Linked DNA regions of Homo sapiens: region 2 is linked to region 1. Evidence: read pairs that join two places in POLR2A ChIA-PET (ENCODE). Cell type or tissue: OCI-LY7. All regions are shown on one strand. Each heading gives the region's core, and the rest is flanking DNA. Links, peaks and the distances in the headings are about the cores only. Region 1 overlaps ARHGAP26 (Rho GTPase activating protein 26). Region 2 overlaps ARHGAP26 (Rho GTPase activating protein 26).

Region 1 (16,141 bases), core at 4,407-9,406:
GAAGCTCTTAAAATATGAACAGTTTTAAATCTCAGGCATCAATTCAATCTACTTTTTCCAAATCTACTTTGAGTACAGTAGTCAGGAGCTAGCCTCACAGGGTTTTTCTCTCTCCTGTGGGGCTTTATCTAGGGCATTAAGGATTTGCTAAGATATCAGGGGTATTGGGGTGAATGTGTATGTATTTAACGTGAGGCTTACTCTAGAATCACTTTGTAAGCATACTTTATTTTTACATACATGACTCGTGCAAAGGGAAAAGTATTTTTATGACACATCACCCTCTTAATTGCCTAAAGAGACCTGAGTTCAAATATTGGCCTTTAAATTATCATACCAGTGACTCTAGACTGTACTCTGAGGGATATATTGTAACATACCCCTGACTCGCTGCAAAAAGGTCCAGGATTAGCCTAGATATGATGTTTAAGTGAATTAATTTTCAGAAATATCAGTTGATTTTAATATGGTATATCTGTAATAAATAGGGGACAAGAATCACATTCCACATCTATAATATTTTGCTACAGTAATGGTGGATGCTGGTACCATTTAGCTAAATTATCTCCAAAATTTGTGTTTTCCATTTATGATTCCAAGTTTTTAAAGATGGGAAGAACATAAAGTTCTGTTCTTTGAGCAGTGTTCTGAAGTTTACAAGATACATTCCTGCCTATGATCCCACTTGATCCTCATGACAGTTCCACAAGCTGTGAAAGGCAGTTCTTGTTCTCCCCATTTTATAGATTGTTAACCAGGAATCCAAGATCAAGTAGAAATTGCCTGAGGCCACATAGCCAGTCAGGGCTTGAAGAGAACTCAGGTTTTCTGTCTCTTGGCTTGGCAGTATTCTCCAAGCATGAATATGACTGCTGGGACTATGGACTCAAGTGTTTTGTTGTTGTTTATAGGCAAACCATTCTGCAGCCCATTACAGAGCGATTTATCAAAGAATTCACTTGAAGTCAAACACCAAGTACATGGAGCTAGAGGCAACACAGAAAGATGTGTCTGAGAAAGGGTCAGGAATTTAGACTGGTGGAGTCGTAAGGACATTGGTGGCTAAATAGTAGATCTTCTCTGGTGAGGCTCTATGGAATTGGAGGTGGGACATGGCCTGATCAATTAGAGCAATATTAGAGGCAGGAGTTTTAGAATAAAAGGTGAGTGTCACAGAAGCCAAGGGGATCTGGGTGAATGTGAGGGGTCTGTGGAGGCTTTTCTCTACTCTGGCAATCTGCCAGTCAAAAGAAGATGCAATTTATGGTGCCATAGTAGGGCCACTCTTAGAAAAAATCCTGGCTTATATTAAAGGGGAGATATATCCTGTTATGACGAGGAAAGGGGTTTGCTTTAAAATTTCGAGTCACCTGTTCCCCCTTGACTCTTCCTTTCCCACTTTTAATTCTTAACCTTTTCTATGTTGTTTCTTAAGCTTCCCTGGGATCAGAGATCTTGATCCAGTCTTATTCTTTATACATTTTTGTGCATGTAGCAATAGACTGTCCCTATGCAATAATATTAATATGGGACTTGTGGCTTTTCCCCCCCAGAGGAACAAAGGAACAGCATCATCAACTCCAGTTTGGAATCTGTCTCATCAAATCCAAACAGCATCCTTAATTCCAGCAGCAGCTTACAGCCCAACATGAACTCCAGTGACCCAGACCTGGCTGTGGTCAAACCCACCCGGCCCAACTCACTGTAAGTATGATGTCCAGCTGCCTACCCCACAAGGGCTTTGGTCAGCCATTCCACCTAGAATTTGCTGTCTGGCTCCATCTGACTTTGGACCATTATCCCCTGAACATTATTTAAACCTCCTCCCTAAACTGGGAGCTCAGCTGGCTTGTTGTGGGTTTTTAAAGCATCATCATCTCAGAGGGAGTCGTTATTCTTAACATACTGCTTCTTAGCCTTGGTGATTTTTGATTTACTGTCCTGCTGAGATGGCTTTGGTGATAGCTATTGCCTGTGCTGGCTGCTAGGCATGAAAAGCAATTTCTGTAAGTTTTACAAACGTCCAGGGACTGTAGCAGCTCTGTGGCCGAGTTTGTTTCACTCATCTATGTTGTCTCGGTTTCCCTCCCCACTGACTATGTTGGAAATGTTCAATGCCAACTCCATGTCCACTTCCATAAGGAAGAGCCCCCAGGAGCCCTTTGTGTCTTCACATCCTCAAACCTTAGCATGACTATGACTTCTTGACAGAGACTATGAAAGAGAAGAACCCTTTTTGCTTTATTTTTCAGCATTGAGCACCCATAGTCAGGACAATTAGTTTGGGGGCTGGTTGTCTAGCCCTCCACAGAAACTAGGTCTACTCTGCTAGGATCAGAAAGTTCTCCCTCATGGTTTCAACCCCACATTGCTTCACATGCTTCCTTAGACTACCCCATAAATCTTGTCAACTAGCGCCTTTGCAGAAAGAATGTGAGGCCATGACCGGAACAGTTGGACTCTCAGGCTACAGTTATGTAAGACTCAGGAAAAACAGATGATTTTCCCATTCTCTAAGTGAAAATACATTGAGGTTCAGCCACAGACTGTCTTCAGGGCAGTTGTTTCACGTGGGGAGACGCTAGCATGGCGGTGAGATGCTAGGATGTCGGTAACCTTTTCCTGCTCCTCCACATGCCATAGTTTCATGACAGCACCCTGCCATTCAATTGCTGTGAGATATTTACAAATCTGCAAAATGAGTCTGATAATTTCTGCCTTAGAAGACACTAAGGGCTATTAAATGCTTGGGAGGAGAGATGACTCCAAATGGACTTAAGAGGTACATAATAAAAATGTGACTATACTGTAGGATGAAATCTGAAACTGAGAATATAAGATCTTTTTAGTTGTTGGCAGCTTTAAATCATACTGATGTTCAGGAAGTTTAATTATTTGCCTGTTGAGTGGTAAATCACATGTTCCTTCACCAAGAAGTGGACCAGTGCCTCAGGACCTCAAAATAATTGAATTTGTTTGGCTTATGGGCAGTGAGTCTCTTCCGGTTCTCCATGGCTGGGCTTGCCTAGGGAGCCTCCCTGCCTTGAGGTTTGACCTTCTCAGGTTCTCCTATACCCACTTTCCTAGACTTTAGGGAGATTCTATTTTCTTTACTTGTTTTTTTCTTCAGTTGGTTTAATTTTCTGTACCTAGCAGTTGCTGAAGTGATTCCTTGCTCTGTATGAGCAAGGTTGAATTTCTAGCCCAAGTTGCTTAACATCCCCTGATTTTAGCCAGCCGCTACCAACTAGTGGTCTGTAATTTTCTTTTCAGTGGCTGGTAACTGTGGGCCCCTGAGTCACTGCTGAGTACAGTGTGTACAAAGAGGTTGCTTAAGCAGCTAAGTGGAAAAGGGGAGGTGTGTCTTTTAAACAGGTCCTGAGGAGAAGGCTTGGGATTTTTTGTTTTTTAGGTGTCTAGATACGATTTATTTTCATAACATCCTGGGAATCGCTCTGCCCACTTCACACCACCCAGAGGGACTGTTGCCTGCCTGGTACAGATCTGGGGGGCTTTCCTGGGGAAGGGAGGGTGATAACAGGAACGGTTCTAATTGTCTCTGGAGGAGAATTAGAAAAAGAAGTGTGGGTGTGCCTCCAACAAGACCACTGTCCTTCCAAGCTGAGTGAGTCGCTGATTGATACCTTTGGGTCTTGAGGTCAGGGAAGGTTGTTCCTGAGGTAGAAGCAGTACCAGCATCAGCCCTGATACCAGCGTCTGCCATGGCCCTGAGTGAGAGCCATGTCAAAGTCCCCCATAAGCTCTGCAGGCAGGCTCGCAGCCACTTCTCAAACCCCAGGCAGTGAGGTGATTTTCCTGGGATCCTGTCTCCCTGATATTTTCTGCCTGGGATTTGCTGGTGTGGATCATGCATGGCTGTTAGGCAGTCCTAACAAATGGACCCACAGTACTTTCCCTGAGCAATTTGATTCTGAGAAATCTGTCGGCACACAGACGTGCCACGGTAACAATCACCTGAGACGACTTGGGTCTCAGCCTCAGGTGTGGACCCTTTTGTTCCCTCCATCGTTGTTGAGTTGGAAGTGTCCAGAGATCCTCCAGTGGGAACACTTAATGATGCAGATGAAAATAAAGAACAAAGGTGGGCTGGGAGGATTACCATTAACTTGACTATTAATTATGCATGAGGTAGGGAACCAGTCACCAGGAAGCTATCTGTTCTTTTTATTTCACTCCTTTATTTCACTATTTTTCATAATGACTGGGATATCATTATGACCAGAGAGAAATCATAGTGAAAGAAACATGTTTGTTACTCATAATACAGTGGTACCTCTGATAATACATTTTGCTGTATTACTAATCTTTCCTAATTCTCCAAGGACATCAGGGCCCTCTTATTTACATGAATGTAATGCTAAATCAGGCATCAAAATTAGAGAGGCCATCATTCTACCTGTGCCAGGGCAAGGCTGCTGGGTTTAAATCTTTGGCAGGTCCTCAGCTTGACTCCTGAAGTAGCCATCTCTCCTGAAGAACAAAGGACAATTGGTAAGTCAGGACCAAAGTCCAGCTAGTCTGAAATTGTTAGCAACTGTGGCTGAACCTATTTTATGCCCAGACCCATGCATGCCAAGCTACCTGGGGTAAACCGGAATAAGAGGGTTCCTGTCTTCCCCAAGAGTTCACAGTCTAGCTAAGAAAGAAAGGCAGTGGCATATGGCAGTGCTAATGGGGACTTACAAGTCATAATGTGTTCAGAGTTCAACCACTGTCAACTGAATATGTGGTGAGTGCACACACTAGGTCGAAGTAGTGGAAAAGGTCGGGTAGATGGAGTGTGAGGTGGGCATTAGGAAAAACTTAGGTGGATGGATGAAGAGCATTCCAGGTAAGAAGGATGAAGGAGGCAGAGATTATCCAGGATGGATAAATGCATTCTGCAGACATGTGTATTAGGGGAGGAGGGAGCTGGAATTCCTCTGGTACCACTACCACCAAAAAAAGACTTGAACAAACCTTTAAAATCAGGAGTCTTCACATAAAATTCAGATTTCATGCTGGAACAACTGGACATCCATATACACAAAAATGAATCTAGATACAGACATTATACCTTTCACAGAAATTGATTCCAAATGGACCATAGGTCTAAATGTAAAATGCAAAACTGTAAAACCTCTAGAAGATAACATAGGAGAAAACCTAGGTGGCCTTGGGTATAATTATGACTTTTTAGATACAACGTTAAAAGTATAATCTGTGAGATAAAAACTTAAGTTGGACTGTGTTTAAACTAAAAACTTCTGCTCTGTGAAAGACACTCAAGAGAATGAAAAGACAAGCCACACACTAGGAGAAAATATTTGCAAAACACATATCTGATAAAGGACCAGTATCCAAAATATACAGAGAACTCTTAAAATTCAATAATAAGTAAACAAAGAACCCAATTAAAATATGAGCAAAAAATATGAACAGATACCTCATCAAAAAGGACATACAGGTGTCAAGTAAGCATATAAAAATATGATTCACGTCTTATGTCTTCAGGGAAATACAAATAAAAACAACAGTGAGATACCACTACACACCTCTGAGAATGGCCAAAATTCCAGAACACTGACAACATCAAATGCTGGCTAGGATGTGGAGCAGTGGGAACTCTCACTCATTACTGGTGGGAATACAAAGTGATACAGCCATTTTTAGAAGACAGTTTGGTGGTTTTTCACAAAACCAAACATATTCTAAGCATACAATCCAGCAATCATGTTCTTTGGTATTTACCCAAATGAGTTGAAATTTATGTCTACACAAAAACCTGCACATGGATTTTGTTAGAAGCTTTATTTATAATTGCCAAAACTTGGGAAGCAACCAAGATGTCTATCAGTATGTGAAAATGGATAAACAAACTATGGTGCACGCAGACAATGCTATATTATTCAATGATTTTAAAAAGTGAACTCTCCAGCCATGAAAAGACATGGAGGAACTTTTAATGCATATTGCTGAGTAAAAGAAGTCAGTCTGGCGGGGTGCAGTGGCTCACACCTGTAATCCCAGCACTTTGGGAGGCCAAGGCAGGCAGATCGCTTGAGGTCAGGAGTTTGAGACCAGCCTGGACAACATGGTGAAACCCCATCTCTACTAAAAATGCAAAAAAATTAGCTGGGCATGATGGTGTGAGCCTGTAGTCCCAGGCTCAGGAGGCTGAGGCAGGAGAATGGGTTGAACCTGGGAGGCAGAGGTTGCAGTGAGCTGAGATCGTGCCACCGCACTCCAGCCTGGGCTACCGAGCAAGACTCCATCTCAAAAAAAAGAAATCAATCTGAGAAGACTACAGTATGATATGATACCAACTATATGGCTTTCTGGAACATGCAAAATTATGGAATCAATAAGAAGATCAGTGATTGCCAGGGATTCTGGGGAGAGGAAGAGGGATGAATATTTGGAGCACAGGGTATTTTTTTCGCGGTGAGACTATTCTGTATGATGCTGGAATGGGATATACACAAGACATTATGCATTTGTCAAAACCCATAGAACACAAAGACTGAATGCTAATGTAAACTATGACCTTTAATAATAATGAACCAATATAAATATTGGTTCATGAGTTGTAACCAGTGTATCGCGTTAATGCAAGATGTTAATAATTAAGGAAACTCAGAATGTAGAAATAGAGAGGGTATGTGTAAAACTTTCATGCAATTTTTCTGTAAACCCAAAACTGCTCTAAAAAATAGAGTCTATTAACACATCTTTTTAAATCCAGATTTCCAGCTTCTTTTGAAGTGTCAGAAGAGTTGGTTACACTAAACCTATGTGAAACTTGGGAGCAGATGATACTCTCTGGTCTCTATAATCTCACAGCTGGCCTGCTTCACTTTTATACCTAATGCCTGTAGGCCCATAGTAGATTAAAAATGGCCATAGAATCTTTGCAACCCCTCCCATTAAGAGCTGGAGCCCTTGAATCTAGGCTGACCTTTACCCTTTGACTTATTTTGGCCAATAGAATGTGGAGGAAGTGACATCATGTGCCTTCCCAGGCCCAGGCCACAATGCCTCACAGCTTTCTCTCTCATTCTCTTGGAACCCAGTCACCATGTAAAGAAGCCTGTTGTAGCCTCCTTAAAGATGACGGATTACTGGAGAGAGAAGCCCAGCTATCTCTCTCAGCGCAGCTCAGCATTGGGACCACCAGTCAGTTGAATGCAGCCACCTGGGTTAGTCAGGCAAGACCAGCCAAAGCTTCCCAGACAACCTATAGATTCATGATAAATATCACATTGTGATTATTGGAACCCAGTGAGTTTAGGGTGGTTTAATATGCAGTGATAGTAAACTGACACAAGTCCTGTGAGTTTGTGACCGCGGAGTCATGGGCAGCTGTCTTGGGATGGGGCTGAGCTGTCTGCATGAATAGAAAGGTATGGAAGAGTCTCACTATAGTATAGTGCAGCATGGAGACTAGCCTCTCGGTTTTCAGAATCTTCTTGGAAAGAAAACAACTTGTAACTGAGATTCTAAGAAATTTGGGAAACAAAATTTATGGCTAATGGCTGAGGCAAACAAGAAAGGTGGCTCAAATATTGGAATGGAAAGCAGGAAACCCTAGGTTTTAGTTCTGGCATCGACATTGCCTGGCTGATGATACTGGTCTCTGGACCTGAGCATGCCCACTACCACCATCTTCCACTGTCTCTGGTGGAAGAAATGGGGCTGATCCACCTCCAAGGATGAGGGTCGTTCAATGGGTGCTTACTGAGGGCTGCAGAAATAAATCATTCTCTCCTTCCACAGTGACCAGTGGGGCATCATGCCAACTCCTTTCTGGGAGAGAGTGATTTTAAAGGAGGAAGTAAACAAATGCTGAGAAAGAAGTCAGGGAATGCCCCACCAGGGACATAACATGCTGCAGTAATTTCCCCAAATTAGAAACTACTAGGTAAATGCCTTCTTTAGACCACAAAGATTGAAAGATTGAAAGAAAGCTAGGAGGGCTGGGATGATTACTGCAATGATGGAACCCAACCTTGGAGTTCTCTCTGCCTAAGTGGTCCCCACCCCTAAAAAATAACTAACTGCTCAGTAGCCTCATAAATAAAACTAATTTTTCTCGTCCTTCTGTCTTAACACACACGCTCATGCATTTCCAAGTTATTTCTGGTGACCTAAAAGACGCACGCATGCCAAACGCCTGCAGATTCTGCCAGAGTCAACCTTCTTCTCCTGTCTTAGTGGCCAGAGAACAGTCCCTGGAATTCAAAGGATAAACAAGGCCTGCGTCCAGACAGAGTTGTTTCTCTGAAACATTGCTGGCTTCTTCTGAGTTTGATTCAGCTGTTCTCTGATGAAATTCAGGGAAAACTTGCCTTCAGAGATATCTCTCAAATTTTACTAATCTTCCACTTTAGTTGGTCAACATTCATTCCACAAATGTCAATTGAACTCCTACTGTGGGCCTGGTGGTGGTCTGAGTGCTGAAGATACAGTGATTTAAAAATATTAAAAAAAAAAAAAGAGTTTCTGCTTTCATGGATTTTATATTCTAGTGGAGACAGGAGATAAATCAGTGTTTAACACAGTATGTCACACAGTATATTGAGAAGTCCCAGGGAGAAAACTAATGGAGAACCAAGGAGATAGGGATTTGGAGGAGAAGGAGGCAAGTGACTTTAGCTCTCTGTACCTCAGTTTTCTCATCTGTAAAATAGTGTGATCATAACCTCCTCAAATAGGTGGCATGAAAATTAAGATCATCTTTTACTTACGTATTTTAGTACTGTGTATGGCAATTAATAGTATTATTTTGGAGGGCTCCCCCCACAAACTGTCCTTACTTTTTCTCCAGTCCCTCAGCCATGGTATGTATTTTTCCTGTGCAGAGAAATGTCCCAGGCTGTCCCACTCACCTTCCCCCACCAGCCTCCTACCTTGAATCTGAGACTGGAGCTATAACTCAGTCCAGGCTTTAAGTGATCAGTGAAGAGGAGGAAGGAACTTCTGCTGTAGAGGCAGGTGCTACCCCTCCTTAAAGCAAGACCAGCTAGGGTAGACACGCCACACCCTGTTCCTGAAAGATTTGGAAACCTCTGAATCCCACAGGGTACCTGATAATTGTGTGCATAGCTGTTATTTATTGAGACCAAATGAATGGCAAAATGAATAATATGCATTAGACAAGTGATAATTCATAGCATTTTTTTTTTTAAAAAGCAATTTTACCATCCCCATGCTATTTTATGCCAAAGGGTTACACCCAAACAGGCTGCTATGCTTTTACTAGAATTGTCTCTATTTGTCATCCTTTGGAATGTGGGGCTTTGAAAGAGGAAGTTTTCCTCTGTGGCTGGATCAACTTTTTGTGGAGAAGGATCTTTCCTTTTAGATGGAGAATTCTGTTTCTCACCCACCTCCAAGCAGAAAAGATCTCTTCAGACCGATTTGCCTGAAAAGTTGGTGACATTCCCCACCTTTGGAAATAACCTGAACGCCTCATTGTTTTCAAAAGGATTCATTTGCCCCTCCTTGCTCCCCACAGTGCCCTTGGGGATTCCAGCTTACTTACTCGTTCATTGTTGTTTCTTGGACATGCCAGATACCCTCCCTCTGTCACCTCAGGCTCCTGGGCTGTGGAGGCCACAGCTCTGCCCTGTAACTAGGCCACGTTTCCTTGACATTTTCAGTTTGTTACTGGTGTGACCCATTTTCTGAGTGGCTTCATGTCCACTTTTCTCTTTCCCTAAGCAAGATCTCACTCATCAATCGGGAGCCCAGCTGGGCTTCCCTTGGTTGAGGGTGGAAATTCCTGCCTTCATCCAATTTTTATGAGATAAATGTGTTGGTTATTAGTGGTGGTTCTTCTTTTTTAAAATATAAAAATTGCTTGAGACAGACCTCACACTTGGTGACCCAGCAGGGTTTCTTTCCCAAGCACCAGGGACCCATCGGTGGCACTTGGATCTCTACAGCCTGTCAGCAGAGGGGGTATGGGAGGAGGTAAGGGCAGAGCGCCGTTTGAATGCCTAGCCACATCCCTGTTTTCCAGCAGAGTGGAAATCACAAATGGAAAAATGTTTTCCTTTACACATATTGTTCTGTTCTTTTCTCCTGTACAAGCTAAAATCATATAAAGGGTCTGTATTTTTTCTATAAACTTATAAATCTTGCTAAATAACCTAAAACAGTTTCCAAAAATTGCCCTGACATACACAGTACATGCTTAAAGCTTTGGAGTTTAATTAAAGGTATGAATGACTGAATTTCATTTTGAATTTAGCTGCCCTCAAATGCCTTATGACACTGTATTTTATTTGTGTAAGTGTTAGGCATTTTAAATCTCAAATTTTTGGTAGAATATTTGGGAAGGAAATAGGCTTAAGATTTCGCATGGCTTTTTCAACATTGTTATGCCTGTGAGGGAACTTTGAAGGAAATCTAAAGTGTTATTTTTCTTATTTAGGATTAGATTAGAATTGTTTCTACCTCTGTGTATTTAATCTGAGGGATCTTATTCGTAGATTCAGATTCTAAATTGGGTAAATTAAAAGTACATTAGAGTTCAAGTACTGCTTTTGAAACCTTTTTTAGTCAATCTGGAAAGCAGATGCTTACTTAGCTAGGAAAGCATTCCTAGTTGGAAACAGCCTTAGAATCTTGTTTTTAACTCCTTCTCTGCATTAGGGATCTGGAAAGCCAGGCAGGATCAACCATAGGCTTCATTTGGTCTCTGTTACACTGGTCTTCCAAGGCAGACCCTTAGCTCTGTGCACTGGTTCTCAGAGTGTGGTCCTGGGACCAGCATCATTGGTGTTACCTGGGAGCCTGTTAGATCTACAGAATCTCAGGCCTCACCCTAGACCTATAGGATCAGCATATTCTGGAAGGAGGGCCCTGCAATCTGTGTTTTACCAAACCCTGCAGATGATTCTGATACATGCTCAAGTCTGAGAGCCATAGTGCATAGTGATCTAGTGCGTTAAGCTCATGGACTTCCACCAGAATAAAATCAGGACTTACCTCAGTGTAAAGCTCTCAGGGCCAAGCCTGTGTCATCACCAGCACCCTATGATTGTCTGTGCAGTGATGACAGTACTGGGGCTTAACTGAGCTCTGCCCGTGGCCTTTGGGATCAGTCACAGCTTATATAGCTGAGGAGGGATGGGTTTGCTTTTCACAGGAACCTATTAGCTCACCAGGGCTGCACTTTCCATCTCCCCCCAAAAGCCCAGTCAGCTGCTTCGCAAATGCGTGCCTGTTGGTTACAAATCAAGACAGGGTGGGTGCATCAATTAATCAAGCCAGTAGATGTTTTTATTGTTTATCTATTGTGTGTGTAACATGAAAAGATCAAGATGCTGGTATTGACAGAAAAATAGCTCTCAGGCTATGTGATACTGAAGGTGATGGATGAGCATCGGCGTGGACAGATTAGAGATGTCTAAATCAGCATTTCCCAAACTGGTACAGGAAGGGAAGGGGGCAAGAGCTGCTTTGGACTAAGTTCAACACATTCTTTCTTTTTTTTTTTTTTTTTTTCTCGAGACAGAGTCTCACTCTGTCATCCAGGCTGGAGGTCAGTGGTGTAATCTTAGCCCACTGCAACCTCCACATCCTGGGTTCAAGCAATTCTCCCACCTCAGCCTCCCAAGTAGCTGGGACTACAGGTGCACACCTCCACATCCAGCTAATTTTTATATGTTTTGGCAGAGACAGCGTTTCACCATGTTGGCCAGGCTGGTCTTGAACTCCTGACCTCAAGTGATCCACCTGCCTCAGCCTCCCAAAATGCTGGGACTACAGGCGTGAGCCACCATGCCTGGCCAGTTCAACAAATTATTGACTAGAGAACTTCTGAGCCTTTAATATGTCCATCTTGAAGGGGCATCTCTTACGCTACATTTCCTAAATACGTTGACCATAGTACATGATTTCTACAGCACTTCTCTTAAGCCTCTTGAAAGAGCATTCCATGGTTTGGGAAATGCTATTCTAAATCGACATTCTACTTTTGAGGGGGGAAAATGTATTTCTCATAATGGATGGCATTACTATGGTAGAGATCCTTTCAGAGAACAGAGATTTTGTTTATATATAAGTGTATGGCCACAAATAGCTTTCCGAAGACTGAAATGGGTTATAGGGTTATATCACGTGAAAAGCATTGGTAAGCTTTAGAATCTGGGGCAGGGCAAAGCCTGTGTGGCCTGATTGTGGATCTACCAGGGTCAAGCCTCAGCTCTGCCATTTCCTAACTGTGTAAACTTGGGAAAGTTATTTGCTATCTCTAAGCTAAACCTCTTCAGTGAAATGGTAGCAATAATAATAATACCTACTTTCAAGGTTATAAGATAATGCCTTCCTAACACTTAGTAAATGGCCTCGTTCAGAGTATCAATCAATAAAACCAATCAATAAAAATTGGTTTCTACTATTATTTTTATTCCTTCTTCTTATTTGCTCTCAGACTGCTCCCCCTACCAATGAACAAACCCCTAGTGTTGATTTCTTTCCGTGGTGGCAGTGGATGGACACTCAATGTTTACTTTTGTTTATTTGTTTGATCCTGATGTAACATAAAGCAACCCAGATTAAAAACATTGATATAATTTTAAAAAGGAATTAAAATACCCCAAATTAAATTAACTATAAATAATAAAATACACTGAAATCAATAGAAGTGCTCCTCTTCCAAGACAGGCATCGAACTGTTTACACAAAGAGCGTTGGTCAAAGCCCCCTACCCTATTGTTCCTCCGTTGGGTGGAGCCAACTGGAAACTACGCTGATTAGGCTAGAAACTAATTGCAATCTCAACTCTCCACTGGGGAAGAATTTAGCCTCAGGAATTCCTCTCCAGCCTAGGACTCTGTGTTGATTTGACTGTCATTATGGCAAAAGGGAAAAGAGCTTCTGAAAAAAAAATTATCTGGAAATGTAGCATCTTAGTCATTCACTGCATTTGCACTATCAAATTCTCTTCTAATATCTATCACCTTCCTTCACAAGGAAGCAGTGGAGTTCTCACTAAGACATTGCTTTAATGTTCCTTCTAATATTCTTTATGAAGTAAAGGCAGCTGGTGATGGGGCTATTCCCTGGCTGTTGTCAAAAATACTCAGAAAAGGGATAAAATAGCTGCATTACAGACTACCCTATTACCTCTTGTTGCCCTATACAGGAGAAGCCTTGTCTTCAGGGAAAACCAAGATGTTATTGTCCACAAACAAACAAACAAACAAAGGCAAAGGTGTTCATTCAAGGTTGATGTATTAGGATCCTAAGAAGAAACTTTGGTGCATTCAAAATAACATAACTCAAGGAGGGTTTATTAACAAAAGAGTTGGTGCCGAGGAATCACAAGAGATAGTAGAGTAAGCCAGGGCTAGCAGCTGCTGCCCAGTCACCACCCTTAGCTGAGAGAACATGAGAGGAAAGTGGTACAGGAACCCAGAAGGATATATGAGTTGGTGTCTTGACAGGAGCAGTGACCTTCAGTCAAGGGACACAGCCAGACCTTTCAGAAATGGAATAAATGCCTTGGCCGTCTCCTTCCCCCTGCTAGTCTAAAGAGCTCCCCATTGGTGAACCCAACAGGAAGCCCGAGGTTGCAAAAGCCCTGTTGAAGAAATCCATGCTGGTTAGATCCCAGAGAAGAGATCAGGGTAAAGATTGTGTCTGGAGAGGCAAATTAATGATGTCCAAAGAGTGGAAACAGCAGGAATAGCTATCAATAAAGGACGGCCTAAATAAATAGTAGAGTTGAGTACTATCCAGTACAACAGAGGAATTAGGTAGTTCTGTATGTGCTGGTCTAGAGCTGCCTTCAAAGGCACATTAAAGGGGGAAAAAATGGTGCAGGACAGTGTGCAGCTGTGACTCTCAGTCCAGATGGCACATCAGCACCACATGGGGAGCCTAAAATAAAAATTACCAACATCTAGGCCCCTTCCCTGGAGCCTCAGAGTTAACTGATCTGATGTAGGGTCTGAGTGGTGGTATGTTTCTGAAGCCTCCCAAGTGATTTTGATATGCATCTAGATTTGAAAACCATCAGTGTACATTATATGATACTATTTTATATAAGAATCCAGGGATATAGACACAGGATTTATAGACACACATGGGTGGGTGTAATATCTGTAATATTTCTGGGAAGATACAGGGGAATGAATCTGTGTGGTTTTCCCTGAAGGAGGCAGATGGGATGGTGATCTGTGGCGGAAGGAACACTGCCTTTTCATTTTAACACTACCCTCTTGTGGTATGGGATTTTTTTTTTTTTTACATGTGTGTGCATTGATTGTTTAGCTTCAAAAACTCAGAAATACATTTGCTTGGTTTTGAAATGACCATTCATTCATTCTCTTAAAGCTTTGGAACATGTCTTAGTGAGAAAAGATTTTTCTTTTTTTTTTTTTTTTTGAGACGGAGTCTCGCTCTGTCACCCAGGCTGGAGTGCAGTGGTGCAATCTCGGCTCACTGCAAGCTCTGCCTCCTGGGTTCACACCATTCTCCTGCCTCAGCCTCCTGAATAGCTGGGACTACAGGTGCCCGCCACCACACCTTGCTAATTTTTTTTATTTTTAGTAGAGATGGAGTTTCACCGTGTTAGCCAGGATGGTCTCAATCTCCTGACCTCACGATCCACCTGCCTCAGCCTCCCAAAGTGCTGGGATTACAGGCATGAGCCACCATGCCTGGCCAAGATTTTTCTTTTTAACCTTAAACTTTTTTGTGTTACCTCAATAGCTAGGAGTCTAAATGAGATGCTATTTGACAGAAGAGTAAGGCCTTTACCAAGAAGTTGTTGCTTTTGGTGGTTTTTTTTTCTTTCTTTTTTTTTCTTTTTAGACAGGGTCTCACTCTGTTTCCCAGGCTGAGTTCAGTGGTGCAATCACAGCTCACTGCAGCCTCAACCTCTTAGGCTCAAGCGATCCTTCCACCTTAGCTCCTGAGTAGCTGGATAGTCCCAGGCATGTGCCACCATACCCAGCTAATTTTTTATTTTTTGTAGAGATGGGGTCTTGCTATGTCGCCCAGGCTAGTCCCCTGGATGCAAGAGATCCTCCCACCTCGGCATCCCAAAGTGCTGGGATTACAGGTGTGAGTCATTGTGCCTGGCCTGGTATATTTTAAGTGAAAATGAAATTAAGGCCATTGGTCATTGAATCATTCCATCAATGGCCAAATGGCTCCCTCTCTCCAGGCTGGCCTCGCCCAGGGCTCTGTGTCAGTGTAGTAAGTGGTAACTGTTGGCACAGCAGAAGAAATCACATATGGAGTTAACTGAGCTCTCGCTCAGGAAGCTGAGTAGAACCAGTTAGACCCCAGCCTCTGGGCTATTTCAGATTTTTTTTTTTTTTTTTTTTTTTGAGATGGAGTCTCTTACCTTGTTGCTCAGGCTGGAGTGCAGTGGAGCGATCTCAATTCACTGCAACCTCCACCTCCTAGTTTCAAGTGATTCTCATGCCTCAGCCTCATGAGTAGCTGGGATTACAGGCACGCAGCACCACACCTGGCTAACTGTTGTATTTTTAGCAGAGACGGGGTTTTACCGTGTTGGCCAGACTGGTTTCAAACTCCTGACCTCAGGTGATCCACCCGTCTTGGCCTCCCAAAGTGCAGGGATTACAGGCATGAGCCACTGCACCCGGCCTCAGATTTCCTATTAAAATTAGGGAGCCCTAACTTAAGAAACCAGAAAGTCAATGTTAACATTGAGCAGCTACTCATGAACTCCTCCTCCAGCCCCCAACCAACATTGTGAAATGTAAGTAGTTCAATTATGTTGAGCTATATATAGTTCTTTCACCTGATCTTCATCTGTCATTCTCCATCTGCTATCTACCCAATTTCCTTTGAAAGCTCCATTTTAAAGCAGAATATATAATGGAAAAACCTTAACTCCTGACCTTTATGGAGATATACTAGAGTTACTCAATAATAATTAGCAGTTGCCCTGGTAAGCTCAGACTTACTGCTTAAATCACCCATATTTGTCACCATCCCCTGCCTGTAGGACAATAAGATCACCTGCTTTGTGCTAATGAAAATTGGGACATTTTAGTAATTTTATAATCCTTTTCAGCTTCTGTTGTAAGGGTAGAAGTGATATTGTTTGTGATTATGCTAAAAAGAGGCTTTTTGTTTTGTTTTGTAGTTA
Region 2 (16,141 bases), core at 5,589-10,588, 150 kb before region 1:
GCCTGCCTTTCTAGGTTGGGGAAGTTCTCCTGGATAATATCCTGCAGAGTGTTTTCCAGCTTGGTTCCATTCTCCCCATCACTTTCAGGTACACCAATCAGATGTAGATTTGGTCTTTTCACATAGTCCCACATTTCTTGGAGGATTTGTTCGTTTCTTTTTACTCTTTTTTCTCTAAACTTCTCTTCTCGCTTCATTTCATTCATTTGATCTTCAATCACTGATACCCTTTCTTCCACTTGATCAAATCGGCTACTGAAGCTTGTGATTGCGTCATGTAGTTCTTGTGCCGTGGTTTTCAGCTCCATCCGGTCATTTAAGGTCTTCTCTACACAGTTTATTCTAGTTAGCTATTTGTCTAATCTTTTTTCAAGGTTTTTAGCTTCTTTGTGATGGGTTCGAGCATCCTCCTTTAACTCAGAGAAGTTTATTCTTACCGATCATCTCAAGCCTTCTTCTCTCAACTTGTCAAAGTCATTCTCCGTCTAGCTTTGTTCCACTGCTGGTGAGGAGCTGCATTCCTTGGGAGGAGAAGAGATGCTCTGATTTTTAGAATTTTCAGCTTTTCTGCTCTGGTTTCTCCCCATCTTTGTGGTTTTATCTACTTTTGGTCTTTGATGATGGTGACGTACAGATGGGGTTTTGGTGTGGATGTCCTTTCTGTTTGTTAGTTTTCCTTCTAACAGTTAGGACTCTCAGCTGCAGGTCTGTTGGGGTTCGCTGGAGGTCCACTCCAGACCCTGTTTGCCTGAGTATCACCAGTGGAGGCTGCAGAACAGCAAATATTGCAGAACAGCAAATGTTGCTTCCTGATCCTTCCTCTGGAAGCTTCATCTCAGAGGGGCATCTGGCTGTATCAGTTGTCAGTCGGCCCCTACTGAGTGGTGTCTCCCAGTTAGGCTACTCGGGGGTCAGGGACCCACTTGAGGAGGCAGTCTGTCCATTCTCAGATCTCAAACTCCGTGTTGGGAGAACCACTACTCTCTTCAAAGCTGTCAGATAGGGATGTTTAAGTCTGCAGAAGTTTCTGCTGCCTTTTTTTCAGCTATTCCCTGCCCCCAGAGGTGGAGTCTACAAAGGCAGGCAGGCATCCTTGTGCTGCGGTGGGCTCCACCCAGTTCGAGCTTCCTGGCCGCTTTGTTTACCTACTCAAGCCTCAGCAAAGGTGGATGCCCCTCCCCCAGCCTTGCTGCCGCCTTGCAGTTCGATCTCAGACTGCTGTGCTAGTGGTGAGCAAGGCTCCGTGGGCGTGGGACCCTCTGAGCCATGTGCAGGATATAATCTCCTGGTGTGCCGTTTGCTAAGACCTTTGGAAAAGCGCAGTATTAGGGTGGGAGTGTCTCGATTTTCCAGGTACCATCTGTCACAGCTTCCCTTGGCCAGGAAAGGGAATTCCCTGTCCCCTTGCACTTCCCAGGTAAGGTGATGCCTTGCCCTGCTTAGGCTCACACTCCATGGGCTGCACCCACTGTCCAACAAGCCCCACTGAGATGAACCCACTACCTCAGCTGGAAATGCCGAAATCACCTGTCTTCTGCGTCACTCACACTGGGAGCTGTAGACTGGAGCTGTTCCTATTTGGCCATCTTGGAACCTCCCCCACTTTTTATCTTTATACCATATTTTTACTGTACGTTTTCTATGTTTAGATATGTTTAGATACAGAAATACTATTGTGTGTCAGTTGCCTACAGTATTCAGTATGGTAACATGCTGTATAGGTTTATCTCCTAGGAACAATAGGCTACACCATATAGCCTAGTTGTGTAGTAGGCTATACCATCTAGGTTTGTGTAAGTGCACTCTATGATGTTTGTAGGGCAACAAAATTGCCTAACAACGCATTTCTCAGAACATATCCCTGTCATTAAGTGAGGCATGACTGTATATTTATCTTTGAAGCTTGCTCTTCATGAAGACTGTGCCAATTTATACTTCCATGAGTTGCATATGGGAATATCCATTTCCCTGAGCCTACATCTATACTAGTTGCTACCAAAGTTTAAGAAAATTCTTAACTTTTTCAAAAAGTAAAACATATTATCATTGTTATAATTAGGACTTTTTTTTGTTTTTGAATATTCCCTATGGTTATTGAATTCTTTTTCTCCTTTTGCAATTAGTTTATCCTTTGTACATTTTTTTTCTTTTGGTGTATTCACCTTTGAGTGTTAATTACTCTTTCTGTATTAAGGCTGTGAGATACTTTATGCATCCTATCTTTGTTTGAATGGATTCCCATAATAAGATAAATATTTACCTGAGATTTGTTTTGGCATCAAGATGTAAGGTGAAGACCAACCTTGATTTTATTCCTCCAAATGATTTTTATTATCTTAACACTATTGAATAATTAACTATTTCACAACTGATTCGAAAGGCTCCAAGATGATTTAAGAAGTGCAGCAGTGATTTTTTATTTATTTATTTTATTTTATTTTTTATTTTTTTTTTTGAGAGGGAGTCTTGCCCTGTCACCTAGGCTGGAGTGCAGTGGCGTAATCTCTGCTCACTGCAACCTCCTGGGTTCACGTCATTCTCCCGCCTCAGCCTCCCAAGTAGCTGGGACTACAGGTACCCGCCACCATGCCCGGCTAATTTTTTGTATATTTAGTAGAGAAGGGGTTTCACCATGTTAGCCAGGATGGTCTCGATCTCCTGACCTCGTGATCCGCCTGCCTCGCCTCCCAAAGTGCTAGCATTACAGGCATGAGTCACCACGCCTGGCCAGTAGTGATTTTTTAAAGCACATAGGGTATGCAAAGATCAGCTGCCATACAGAGACCATATGAATTGTCATCCAAGACATTGTTATTTTCATAGCTGACACTGCTGGGTTCTGTGCCTCGCCTGATGCGGACTGCTTAACCTTCTTGGGGTGAGCACAACTGTAAGTGAGCAATTTAATACTTAAAATGCTGCTAGACAGATGGCAATTTACTCTTTCCATATTTGAAGAGCTTCCTGAGTCCTAAGTTCTTTATTTTTATTTTTATTTTTTTTGAGATGGAGTCTCACTCTTTCGCCCAGGCTGGAGTGCAGTGGCGGGATCTCGGCTCACTGCAACCTCCACCTCCCAGGTTCAAGCAATTCTCCTGCCTCAGCTTCCTGAGTAGCTGGGTTACAGGTGCCCACCACCATGCCCGGGTAATTTTTGTGTGGTTTTTTTTTTTTTTTTTTTTTTGAGACGGAGTCTCGCTCTGTCGCCCAGGCCGGACTGCGGACTGCAGTGGCGCAATCTCGGCTCACTGCAAGCTCCGCTTCCCGGGTTCACGCCATTCTCCTGCCTCAGCCTCCCGAGTAGCTGGGACTACAGGCGCCCGCCACCGCGCCCGGCTAATTTTTTGTATTTTTAGTAGAGATGGGGTTTCACCTTGTTAGCCAGGATGGTCTCGATCTCCTGACCTCATGATCCACCTGCCTCGGCCTCCCAAAGTGCTGGGATTGCAGGTGTGAGCCACCACGCCCGGCCCAATTTTTGTGTTTTTAATAAAGATGGGGTTTCACCATGTTGGCCAGGCTGGTCTCGAATTCCTGACCTCAGGTGATCCACCTACCTTGGCTTCCCAAAGTGCTGGGATTATAGGTGTGAGCCACCATGCCCAGCCCTAAATTCATTTTTAATTACAAACTAGATTGTTGATTTTTTTTCTTTTTTTTGAGACAGGGCCTCGCTCTGTCACCCAGACTGGAGTGCCATGGCATCATGATCACAGCACATTGCAGCCCCAACCTCTTGGGGTCAAGCTATCCTACTGCTTCAGCCTTCCTCCTAAGTAGCTAGGACTACAGGTGCATGCCATCATGCCCAGCTAATTTCTTTTTCTTTTCTTTTCTTTTCTTTTCTTTTTTTAAGTAGAGGCTAGGACTCCTTATGTTGCCCAGATCAGTCTCAAATTCCTGGGCGCATGTGATCCTCCCACCTCACTTCCCAAAGTGCTGGGATTATAGGCAAGAGCCACTTTTTGAAGTTAATGTTAACTGAATCTAAGATGTGCATTGACAACATTTTAGATGGCCTTGGTTCCTCATGTCATTCAACCAGTATTTATTAAATGCCTGCTATGTGCAAGGCCCTCTGGTCTACCAGGATAAATTTGTCACCTTGCATTTCAGAGTGAAAAACATCAGTGTGAGGTGTGAACATAGTGCTATTGAAATAGAACAGATGATTTTAGACTGAGGGAGTTGAAGGCAGCTTCATAGAGGAGCACGTATAGGTAGGGCATTGAAGGATGTTCACGGGCAGAGATGCATAGAAGGGCTTCCTTGGCAAGAAATATGGCAACACAGATTCTTAGAAATCATGGGACAGATGAGGAAACAGCTAGTAGTTGCATGTAGATGGTCATGAGGTTTGGGAAGGGAAAGTAGAAAAGTAAGGTAGGAAATGTTGGGGCCAGCTTATCAGAGGCCTCATGTAGAAATCTGGACATTATGCTGTTAAGGGGTGACGCAACCATAAAGGATTTGAGCAGAAGTGATTTCAGAGCTGTGGCCACATGAAGGGTATGCAGTTTTTGGGAAGGCAGAGAGTAACCATTGTGAAGGCATTCCAAGCAGGAGGTGCTGAACTCCCAGATGGGACTGTTGGGACTGAAGAGAAAGATACAATCATGCTGGAAGCAGAATCCAGTTATTGTCACCTGATTAGATATGGGAGTGAAAAGACAGGACTTAGGACAGATCTTAGGTCTAGCCACTGAGATAAAAGTGATGCCATTAACCAAGATAATGATTATTGGCTGCTGTTTACTGAGCATTTACTCTGTGCCATGCATAGTGCCAGCTGCTCTGCTGCTGCTACCTTCTACTTTATGTGGTATGCTCTCCATTTTATAGATGGGGTAATGAGGCACAGAGAAATGTCACAATGAGAAAATAACAGTTGCTAGATGAAAATAGGTTTGACAAAAACAAACAATGGGGGAAGGATTCCCTATTTAATAAATGGTGTTGGGAAAACTGGCTAGCCATATGGAGAAAACTGAAACTTACACCTTATACAAAAATTAACTCCAGATGGATTAAAGACTTAAACGTAAGACCTAAGACAATAAAAACCCTAGAAGAAAACCTAGGCAACACCATTCAGGACATAGGCATGGGCAAAGACTTCATGACTAAAACACCAAAAACAATTGCAACAAAAAGCAAAATTGGCAAATGGGATCTAATTAAACTAAAGAGCTCCTGCACAGCAAAAGAAACTATCACTAGCGTGAACAGGCAACCTACAGAAAGGGAGAAAATGTTTGCAATCTATCCATCTGACAAAGGGCTAATACCTAGAATCTACAAGGAACTTAAACAAATTTACAAGAAAAAAACAACCCCATCAAAAAGTGGATGAAGGATATGGACACTTTTCAAAAGAAGACAAAATTTATGCTGCCAACAAACATATATAAAAAAAGCTCATCATCACTGGTCATTAGAGAAATGCAAATCAAAACCACAGTGAGATACCATCTCATGCCAGTTAGAATGGCAATCATTAAAAAGTCAGGAAATAACAGATGCCGGAAAGGATGTGGAGAAATAGGAACGCTTTTACACTGTTGGTGGGAGTGTAAATTAGTTCAACCGTTGTGGAAGACAGTGTGGTGATTCTTCAAGGATCTAGAACCAGAAATACCATTTGACCCAGCAATCCCATTACTGGGTGTATATCCAAAGGATTACAAATCATTCTACTATAAAGACACATGCACACATATGTTTATTGAGGCACTATTCACAATAACAAAGACTTGGAACCAATCCAAATGCTCATCAATGATAGACTGGATGAAGAAAATATGGCACATATACACCATGGAATACTATGCAGCCATAAAAAAGAATGCATTCATGTCCTTTGTAGGGACATGGTTGAAGCTGGAAACTATCATTCTCAGCAAAGTAACACAGGAACAGAAAACCAAACACTGCATGTTCTCACTTATAAGTTGTGTTCTCACAACTCCCACTCCCATAAGTGGGAGCTGAACAATGAGAACACATGGGCACAGGGAGGGAACATAACATACCGGGGCCTACTGGGGGGTGGGGAGCAAGTGGAGGGATAGCATTAGGAGAAATACCTAATGTAGGTGACGGGTTGACGGGTGCAGCAAACCGACATGGCACATGTATACCTATGTAACAAACCTGCACTTTCTGCACATGTATCCCAGAACTTAAAGTATAATAAAAAATGAAAATAGGTTTGTGGCTGGGTGCAGTGGCTCACACCTGTAATCCCAGCACTTTGAAAGGCCGAGGTGGGCAGATCACCTGTCAGAAGTTTGAGACCAGCCTGATTAACATGGTGAAACTCTGTCTCTACTAAAAATACACAAAAATTAGCTGGGTTTGGTGGCATGTGCCTGTAATCCCAGCTACTTAGGAGGCTGAGGCAGGAGAATTGCTTGAACCTGGGAGGTGGAGGTTGCAGTGAGCCAAGATCACGCCACTGCACTCCAACCTGGGTGACAGAGCAAGACTCTGTCTTGAAAATTAAAAAAAGAAGAAAATAGGTTTTTGTGTGCATATGTGTGTATGTGTTTCTGTTCAATGGCCTTGCTGTCACCTAACTAAAAGCAAGTACTAATTTAGTGGCTTGTTCACAGGTTTTAAGGTGTTACCCCTCCTATTGTCTTGAGAAACCCTTCTTGGTGGTTGTAGGAAGGATAGGTGCTAGATTTGAGGTTAGGGGAAATTCCTAGATGAAGATGGCCAGCAAACAGTTAGAAATGGAGGTCTGCTCCAAAGAAAACTGGAGGGAGGTTGGGGTTGCAGATTTAGAGGTGGGGCACCATCTGCATGGAGGCATTGTTGCAGCTATGGGAATGGATGAAATTTCTAATTGTGGCTTATAGAAAGAGAGAGAGAGAGATGAGTAAAGAGGTCCAAGGAGGAGCTTAGGGAATTTTTAGAGTAGGCTATGGAACTCTCATAATGTACTGCTGGTGGGAGTCTTAATTAGTACAACCATTCAAAACCTAGTAAAGTTGAATATATACATATCCTACAACAGACTGTTGAAACTACTGAACTCTATTGTAGCACAAAAACAGCTATGGACAAGTAAGTGAATGAGCATAGCTGTTTTCCAAAAAACTTTATATATATGCATTTACATATATTCATATATGTATATTGTATGTGCATGTATATATATATACACACACGTATATATCCTCATTATTCATGGATTCCATATTTGTGAATTCATCTACTCACCAAAATTTATTTGTAACCCTAAAGTCAATACTTGCAGAGTTTTCACAATCATTTGTAGGCATGGGTAGAGTGGTGAAACATTTTGATCATCCACTGTGCATGTTCACTGATGGTGTTGCACAGGCCCTACTCTACCTTCTTGTTTCAGCTGTCATACTGTAAACAAATATCATTTTCCTTTTTCTTTTCTTGAGGGGTTGGTGGGGACAGGGTTTTGCTCTGTCACCCAGGCTGGAGGGCAGTGGCTCCATCATAGCTCATTGCAGCCTCGATCCCTTGGGCTCAAGTGATCCTCCTGCCTCAGCCTCCCAGGTAGCTGGGACTACAGGTGCATGCCACCCATGCCTGGCTGATTTTTTTTTTTTTTTTTTTTTAGTAGAGACAAGGTCTCACCATGTTGCCCAGGCTGGTCTCAAACTCCTGATCCCAAGCAGTCCTCCTGCCTTGCCTCCTGAAGTGCTGGGATTAGAGGTGGGAGATACTGCACCTAGCCCAATAAATGCCCTTTTCACACTCCATTTAGTGCTACTTTTTTTTTTTTTCATTTTGTGGTTTCTTTTGGTGATTTTGCTAAAGTGGTCCCCAGATGTAATGCTGATATCGTGTCTAAGTGAAAGAAGTTTATGATGTGCCTTGTGGCATAATATGAAAATACTTGTGAGATGAACTTTGTTCAAGCATAAATTATAATGCAGATGGATATGAGCTCAGTGAAAACAATTCAGCAGCAGAAATTGAATAAGGTGATGTCTTTGGACAGAAATACACATAAAATAGGATTATATATTGATTGGTTGATGAAAATGGAACCAGAAGCTTGCAGGAACCTAACTGTGTTTCTCCTAGAAGCAATGGTTTAGTGTTTGCTAACTCAGTGTTTGTTGCTGTGTTATAAAATGTAACTCCTGCAAATAACAAAAATTGACTCTATATGTATGTGTGTATATATGCACTTATATAGATTTCATATTTATATTTATGATTGTATTTGTATATTTATATATTCCTTTTATGTTAAGATTAGTACAGGGCAGAGGAACCTGTGGAGAGCTGTGGAGCAGGGCTGAGTAGTAGGGCCAAGGAGAGGTGGACATTTAAAGGACACAGGTGGTCAGCTATATCAAGCACGATAGGAAAGGACCCAGAAGCAGCCTTTGGATTTGTGCGTTCATCTGTCATGCTCTCAAGACAGACATGCCCTAATCTCTCCCATCCTCCACTCTGGGGAGGGGACCCTACTGGGCTTAGTCCACTTGGTTGCCTTGGCTGCTGGCTGTGTTTGTAAATGTATGTTGGTTGCTCAGGTCCGGTGTGCTTTTGTTCTCTCTAAAGAAGAAGCAAGAGAGGCTTGGCTAGGCACTGTGAGCTTTTGATGTGAACATACTAACAACCTGTTTCATCCAGGTCAACTTTAAACCACATTGTTCAGTGAGCATTGTTCAGTGAGCTGTGATCGAGCCACTGCCCTACAGCCTGGGTGACAGAGCAAGACCCTGTTTCCCCACCCCCTAAAAAAAGAACAAAAAAAAAGAAAAAGGAAAAGAACATTTGTTTACAGTATGAGAACTGAAACAAGAAGGCAGAATATGGCCTGTGCAACACGAGACGGTGAGCTAGTCTGATCAGCAGCTTTCCAACCTGCTGTCCCTTTCCTTTCCAGTTCCTACTCCCTCCAACATTTGCAGGACCTTATTCCTAGTCAACTGTCAGCAGATCCCAATTTTGCTGTTTGCTGGTAAGATTTGAGATGTTACCATCCTAATGTATATATGAAATTATTAAAGTGCATAGAGAGCCCTTCAGGACCTAAAGGGGTTCATTCATGATGGTGAAATATTAAAAATTATAGGGACTAAGAGTATGGCATTTCAAAGCTGGTTTGTTTCAGGCCCCCCTTTTGATGCCTTAGGAAATTAAGATACAGAGAGACGAAGAGGTTTGATCCGGGTCCCACAGTAAGGCAGTGACTGATTAGGGCCACTATACTTGTTAGCTCCCAGGGCTCCCTGCCCATTCAAATCATAGCTTATAGATGGCCATGTAGTTAGGTGAGTCCCCTGAAAATTAGCCTCGAGCATATAGATCTTTACAATGCTCAGCACACTTACCTGCTTGTCCTTTTAGCTGAGGGGGTAGGAGGCAGATCTCAGTTTTATTAATATAGTGAGGGTTCCCAAAGGATATATGAATCAATTTTATAATATGAGAACTGTTTTGGGGGAAGGAGAAAGAGGAGAGTGAGGCGGGTTAAGGCTACTTTTTCCTAAATTTGTATTTAAAACCAGTGAGTTTCAAATCTAGGTTATGACTCAGAAGCACCTCTAAATAATGTTTATAAACTAGGCTAACTAGGGGGATTAATTCAAGGTGAATTTTTCTTTCTGGCTGCTGTGGGGGTTAAAAAAATATCAAGGTAGGTTATAAACATAAAATCTAAAACTATAAAGCCTTCAGAAGAAAACATAGGACAAAATCTATGCGATCTGGGATTGGCAAAAGTTATGTAATAGGACATAGAAAGTGATAGCCCTACAAAAACATGAAAAAAAATTGACTTGATTTAAATTAAAAGCTAGTGCTTATCAAAAGACACCATTAAGAAATCAACTGGCAAGCTGTAGAATAAGAGGACATATTCGCAAACCATATATCTGACAAAGGACATATCCAGAATGTATAGAGAACCCATAAAACTCAGTAATAAAAAGAAGAACCTAACTAAAAGACAGAAAAAAGACTTGAAGAAACGCCGGACAAAAGATGGCCCAATACATACATGAAAAAGTATACATCATGGATCATCAGAAAAATGCAGTTTGAGACTATAATAAGATACTGCTACGCATACCCATTAGAACAGCTAAAAGTAGAAGATTGACAACACAATGAAAAGATTGGCAAGTGCTGGTGAGGATGTGAAGCAACCCAAACTCTCATACATTATTGGTGGGGGTGTAAGTAAAATGGCACAACTACTGTCGACAAAGGCTTGGAAGTTTTCTGTTTAATAACAAAAAACTCTACTGTAGAATCCAGCAGTTCCACTCCTAGGTATTTACCTAAGAGAAGTGAAAACACATGTCTTCAAAAAGATTTGTACAAAAACCTTTGGACCAGCTTTATGATAGCTACAGACAGGGAACCACCTAGGTGTCCATCAACAGAGGAATTGATAAAACTATGGTATATTCAAACATTAAATTTCAACTCAGAAGTAAAAAGGACTAAAGGTATTGGTTCACACCACAACATGGATGAATATTAAAAATTTTATGCTGAGTGCAATCCCATTACTGGGTATATACCAAAAGGATTATAAATCATATAAATCATTCTATAAAGACACATGTACACGTATGTTTATTGCAGCACTATTTACAATAGCAAAGACTTGGAACCAATTCAAATGCTCATCAATGATAGGCTGGATAAAGAAAATGGGGCACATATACACCATGGAATACTATGCAGCCATAAAAAAGAATGAGGTCATGTCCTTTGCAGGGACATGGATAAAGCTGGAAGCCATCATTCTCAGCAGACTAACATAGGAACAAAAAACCAAATACTACATGTTCTCACTCATAAGTGGGAGTTGAACAGTGAGAACACATGGACACAGGGAGGGGAACATCACACACCAGGGCCTGTTGGGGGATGGGAGGCAAGGGGAGGGAGAGCATTAGGACAAATACCTAATGCATGCAGGGCTTAAAATCTAGATGATGGGTGGATAGGTGCAGCAAACTAACATGGCACATGTATACCTATGTAACAAACCTGCATGTTCTGCACATGTATCCCAGAACTTAAAAAAAAAAATTTATGCTGAGTGAAACAGAGTAGCTATAAAAGAATATATATGATGTAAGTCTGTTTGTATAGTGATCTAGAATAAGCAAAACTAATTGGGGGTGCAAAACAGAACAGTGGTTGCCAGTGCATGGGGTGTGTGAGGGGTGGGAGTAAGATGGAAGGAGGTCTGAGGGAACTATCTGAGCTGATGTTTCTATCTTGATAGAGGTTTAGCTTACATGGGTATATGAAATTGTCACAATTCATGATTGGCATGCTTAAGAATTATGTATTTTATTGTATGTACATTTTACATTTAAAAATGGACAAATATTGAACTTTAGATGATATGTGTTCTGAAATGTTTAAAAGTGCTGATATCTGCAACTCCTCTTAAAATTTATTAAAAAGCAAGATGGACTGATGGATGATAGAAAGATGGCTAGATATGTGATAAGGCAAATATAGCAAAATATGAACAACTGTAGAATGGAGGTGATGGGTATATGCATGTTTACTGTCTCTTCTTTCATCTTTTCTGTATGTTTGAGAATTTTTATAAGGGTATGTGGATTGGGAGTAAATGTGCTGTTCTGGCTGGCCTAAGTCACACTATTCCTGGAGTCGGAAGTGGAGTGGATTCTGCCTGTGATGGAGGTGGGGGACCCACACAGAGTGCAGAATTCTAGAATCTACAGTTCCATTTTAGAAACCTCATTCTGCTCCTTGGGAGTTGTGGGAGAATACTGAGATTCTCCATGTGATCACAGTGCTGGGGATACCCTTTACTGCCAGCTCAAAGCAACAGAATAAAAGAGTGAATATTCTCAGAATCTCTTGTTGCATGCATACGAGTTGGCATCAAGATTATTTTTGGATTTGGGGTAGGAAACTCAGCTTCGAGTCATAGATCTAGAAATGCAGTCCTCTGAACTGACAGCTGTTTGTGGCAAGGGAAGAAGTCACCTTTCCCTGTGTCTGTGTTGGATAACATAACATTCACCTTCTGCCTCTCCAAGGGGCATTGTGGGGATGAAGGCGATCATGAACGTGCTTTGAGTTTGTCTGACTGCATCAGCCTCGAGTTGCAATGAAGACAGCTATGCATGCCACTGCCCGGAACCTCCTGGAAGAAGGGACTGGAGGTTGAAAGGAGCTGCATAGTGCTGTGACTCACTCTCTGCCCGTTGTTTCTCCTGGGCTGGGACCCACTTGGGCAGCAGAAGAGCCTTATGAGCTCCTACTTTGGTGTGCTGCATACCATCCCGAGGAATTTCTCATATGCAGTTTTCTAAAGCACAAAAGAGCAAGGTTCTCTCTTCTGCTAACAGAGCTGTATAACTATTTCCAAAAACACTGGGTTGGGGGTTGGGGGTTGGGGGTTGGGGAGGGGAGCACATAAAGACATTCTCTGTTTAGTATTTCAGTTTCTTTTGGGAGGATGGGAGGTGGTCTCTCCTCTCACCATGAAAACGGCATGCTGACAGATGAGTGGGTTCACATCCACTTTTTAATGTTGCATCAGCCTGAAGCCAGGAAGTGCTAGAGCCGTAAGACTCCTCACACTGTGACCTGGCCACATCCTACATACATGTCAGCTTGCACGCCATCTACTTAACTGTCATGCACTTGATAGCAAATGAGCTTTTGCCCTTTCTGCTGCCTTTAAAAATTTCCTGAAACACTTTTCTGACTTGTACATTACTTAGATTTCTTTCTTCCTCTTTTGCATCCAGTTTTTGTTTATGTTGGCTGTGACTCCAATCTTCGGTTGAAAGCTAGGGAAGTTGCTTATAAAGGTTTTCAGGATTGCTGAATATGAAATGCAAGGAAATTGCATAACATTGCAGCATTTCCTCCTCTTGTTGCTTGCTTGTTACCCAAAATACAGTAGTTCCTTCTAGAAGCTTGAAGAAATTTGGCAGATCCTACCCTCTGATGGTCTATTGTGGTCTAGAGAGTCAGTGTTATCCTGATTTGAGGTTGAATTTTTCTTAAGGTCAAACAACAAAGCTTCCTGAATTATAACTATGGCAACAGTGTTTATGTAACACACAAATCAAAGTCACGGGGTAGCGGAGGAGAAGCACCCACAACAATCAGTGTTAATAATCCCAGAACAGTTAGCCTGTGCCTAATTCACCAGAACCAAAAACAAGTTAAAATAAATGGCCTACTCCTTCACTGGTTATTGGGGTGTGACCTACCACCTACATGCTCCAGGAGGAGCTGTTTCACCTTTTCTCTTGAAACTATATCAGCTTAATTTGAAATTTCTCACAGAGAACTGCGGTAAGTGCCAGTGACACTCAAAATGTGAAAGCATTGCCATAAGGATAATTTGCTCATCAAGGTCATCATGACCTGCCTCTGACCTGCAGAGAAAGACCCAGACGAAGGAATGCGCATCCTTAAGCCCCTTGTCCTTTAATGAGGAATAATTTCTTGGACACTGAATATATGCAAACATTTAGATGCCGCATAGATCACTTCCCCTAAACCCTGCCCCATAGAAATGTAAAATTAACCTTGATTGGAGATTGGAAATGATAAGAATGAAAAATTTTATTTGGAAGTATTAAATTCTGTAGAATATAGACTGTAGGAGCAGTAAGAGATCAAAGAAACGAGAGATTAAGGTTGTCTGCAGCCATCAAGTAAGTTAGGAAATATTTGTGGAGTAAGGAAAAGGGAAATAACGTTTTTGAGCACCTCCAGTCCCTGTGATAACTATTTTAAATTCTGTTAATACTCTCATAAGTATTATTACTTAGCTCTACTTTGCAATGAGAAAGCAGACTCGGAAATGTTGAATGATTATCTAAGGGCGCATAGTTCAAAAGTGGTAGAACCAGGTGACAAAATAAAAACTTCATCCAGATTAAATTTAAAGGAGTTTAATTGAGCTATGAACAATTTGCGAATTGGGCAGCCCCCAGAATCACCACACATTCAGAGAGACTCCAGGGATGCCTCGTGGTCAGAACAAATTTATAGACAAAAAAAAAAAAAAAAAAAAAGGAAAGTGACGTACGGAAATCAGAAGTAAGGTACAAAAACAACTGGATTGGTTACAGCTTGGTGTTTGCCTTATTTGAACATAGTTTGAACACTCATCAGTGTATAAGTGGTTGAGGTATGGCTGCTGGGATTGGCCAAGACTCAGCTGTTGTTATAGGTAAATTTTCCTAAGTTAGGTTTTCAACCTTGTCTACCTATTAAGTTAGGTTACAGTTAGTCCACAAGGACTCAGATATAGGAGCATGGAGTCCTTCTCAGGCCATATTTAGTTTGCTTTAACACAGACCTTAATGCCAAGTTTCCAAAGCCACAGCATGCTCCATCCACCACTTGACTCAACTTCATCCAAATCCATTTCTCCCTGTTTTGGAATCTGTCCAGGGCCTATACCAGTGAAAGGGTTAGGCTGACAATGATTAAACCCCAAATGCAGCGAAATTAATCAGCCCAGGAATGCCCGGGATGCCTTCTAGACAGAAGGGGGCTTAGGTCTGTGTGTAAGAGGATGCTGGGTCAGCCTCCTGCTTTAGTGGACCATGAAGAGCTCCTGTCAGTCATTTATGTTCGGCTGAAATCTGCCTTCCTGGGGACTCCACCCTGACCTTCATCTCTGTTCAGCACAATAAGATTTCCCCTTTGTCACATCACTGCCCTTTGAGAATCTGAAGACTGGTATTGTGATGTTTTGAAGCCTTCTCTTCTCCAACCAACACTGTGGTTTAGGGAAACACATCTTGCAGAGCAAGTGAGCAGAGCCAGAGGGTGGAGCCAACAAGAACCAGGATATAGCCAATGTCAAGGTCTAGGTGAGAAGGCAAAAACAATCTGACCTTGGGCAATAGAAGAAGAAGTGGGGATGAGGAATAGGTTCAAGACATATGAAAGTAATAGAAGTGATACAACTAGGAACTGATTGGATATGTGAGGTAGAAGGAATGGGAAATTCAAGGATGACAGCACAGTTTCTCGTTCAACTTTGTTGCACATTTTTCTCCTTCACTCTAGAGTTCCCTATAAAGCACAAGTAGGCTTTTCTGTCATGCACTTAAAAAAAAAATTACCACAACCCTTGTCTGTGAGCAACAGAAACACAACTAAAAAATAAAAAGTATGTTATTGATATACTATAGAAAGAGCAGGGATGAGCTTCTGATATGTTAAGATAAAAGGGCTCAAATGATACCATCAGAATCCCATGTCCCTTCATTCATGGCCCTGCATTTCTTTGTTTGACCTTTTCTGCTCAAGGCTTTGCCTGTGTGGTAGCCGAAGTTGGCCTCAAAAGCTTCAGGTATGCATCCTGTTTTCCTAGCAACACAAGGCCTCATTTCCCATAGTTGTAATAAAAAATGAGTGAGTGTCATCGGCTGAGTTTGGCTTGGGCCAATCATATGTGCAGTAGGATGCATAGTCTGGATCACATGCAACAAACCTGAAGATGGAGTTGGGATCAGCCCCACCCAAACCATATGAACTTGCCTTGGCAGGGAGGTGGCTCCCCAAGGAAAATGAGGGTGGTATCCCTGGAAAAAGAGGTGCATGGATGTTGAACAGTAGTATTCACGGGTGTCCAGAGCACTTTTTTCCCCCAATGTTACTGAGGAATAATACTAAGAGATAAGTTGCTTATATCCACAAGGTACAAAGCAACAGGCAATGCTTGAACTAATGGAAAAGAAAGTTTATTTTTCTATTCATCATCATTGTTGTAATCATGTTTTGAACAGCAAGCAGCAGTTTTTATTCACCAGCAAGAACGCTTCCGGGGCTGTTAAAAGACTCTGTCTTTTGGATGGCTGTAGGAGCACAGCCATTTGGTCACTTTTTATTGGGCCATTTTCTAAGAGACTGCCTAGTCTTGAGATGCCTCTGATTGTGTAGGGGAAGGGACTCGGCACCAACAGGTACAGAACCCCTTTCTTAGCCCTTATTTCAGAACTCCCCAGTGGTACCATAGGCTTCAAAACTATTAGAAGCATTCGTTGTCACCTGGTGGATGTAGAGCTAACACACAGGGGTGGAACATAGAAAATAAATGGCTATGTGAGGGATTTTGATAGCCTTGAGTTAAGCCAAATAAGATAAATCTGTATCCTGT

Evidence for each region. Peaks named below come from ENCODE experiments on the same cell type or tissue, not always from the same donor. Only the 100,000 strongest peaks of a DNase experiment are listed, where the experiment ranks them.
Region 2: POLR2A ChIA-PET joins it to region 1 with 6 read pairs; 3 of 35 experiments call an interaction of 5 or more read pairs at or near these places.

Annotation. Positions count from the first base shown.
Region 1 is chr5:143,145,678-143,161,818 of GRCh38, forward strand. It overlaps ARHGAP26 (Rho GTPase activating protein 26), which reads left to right. Exons shown (of 23, transcript NM_001135608.3): 20 at 1,554-1,704. Among named protein-coding and RNA genes, the nearest start is that of ARHGAP26-IT1, 39 kb to the right of the region's middle. In OCI-LY7, for the core only: no CTCF peak of the experiment used is centred there; no DNase peak of the experiment used is centred there.
Region 2 is chr5:142,989,997-143,006,137 of GRCh38, forward strand. The region is part of intron 11 of ARHGAP26 (Rho GTPase activating protein 26); the gene reads left to right. Among named protein-coding and RNA genes, the nearest start is that of ARHGAP26-AS1, 130 kb to the left of the region's middle. RefSeq lists an enhancer at 12,382-12,451. In OCI-LY7, for the core only: no CTCF peak of the experiment used is centred there; a DNase peak (open chromatin) is centred at 8,675; H3K4me3 peaks cover 611 bases; H3K27ac peaks cover 789 bases.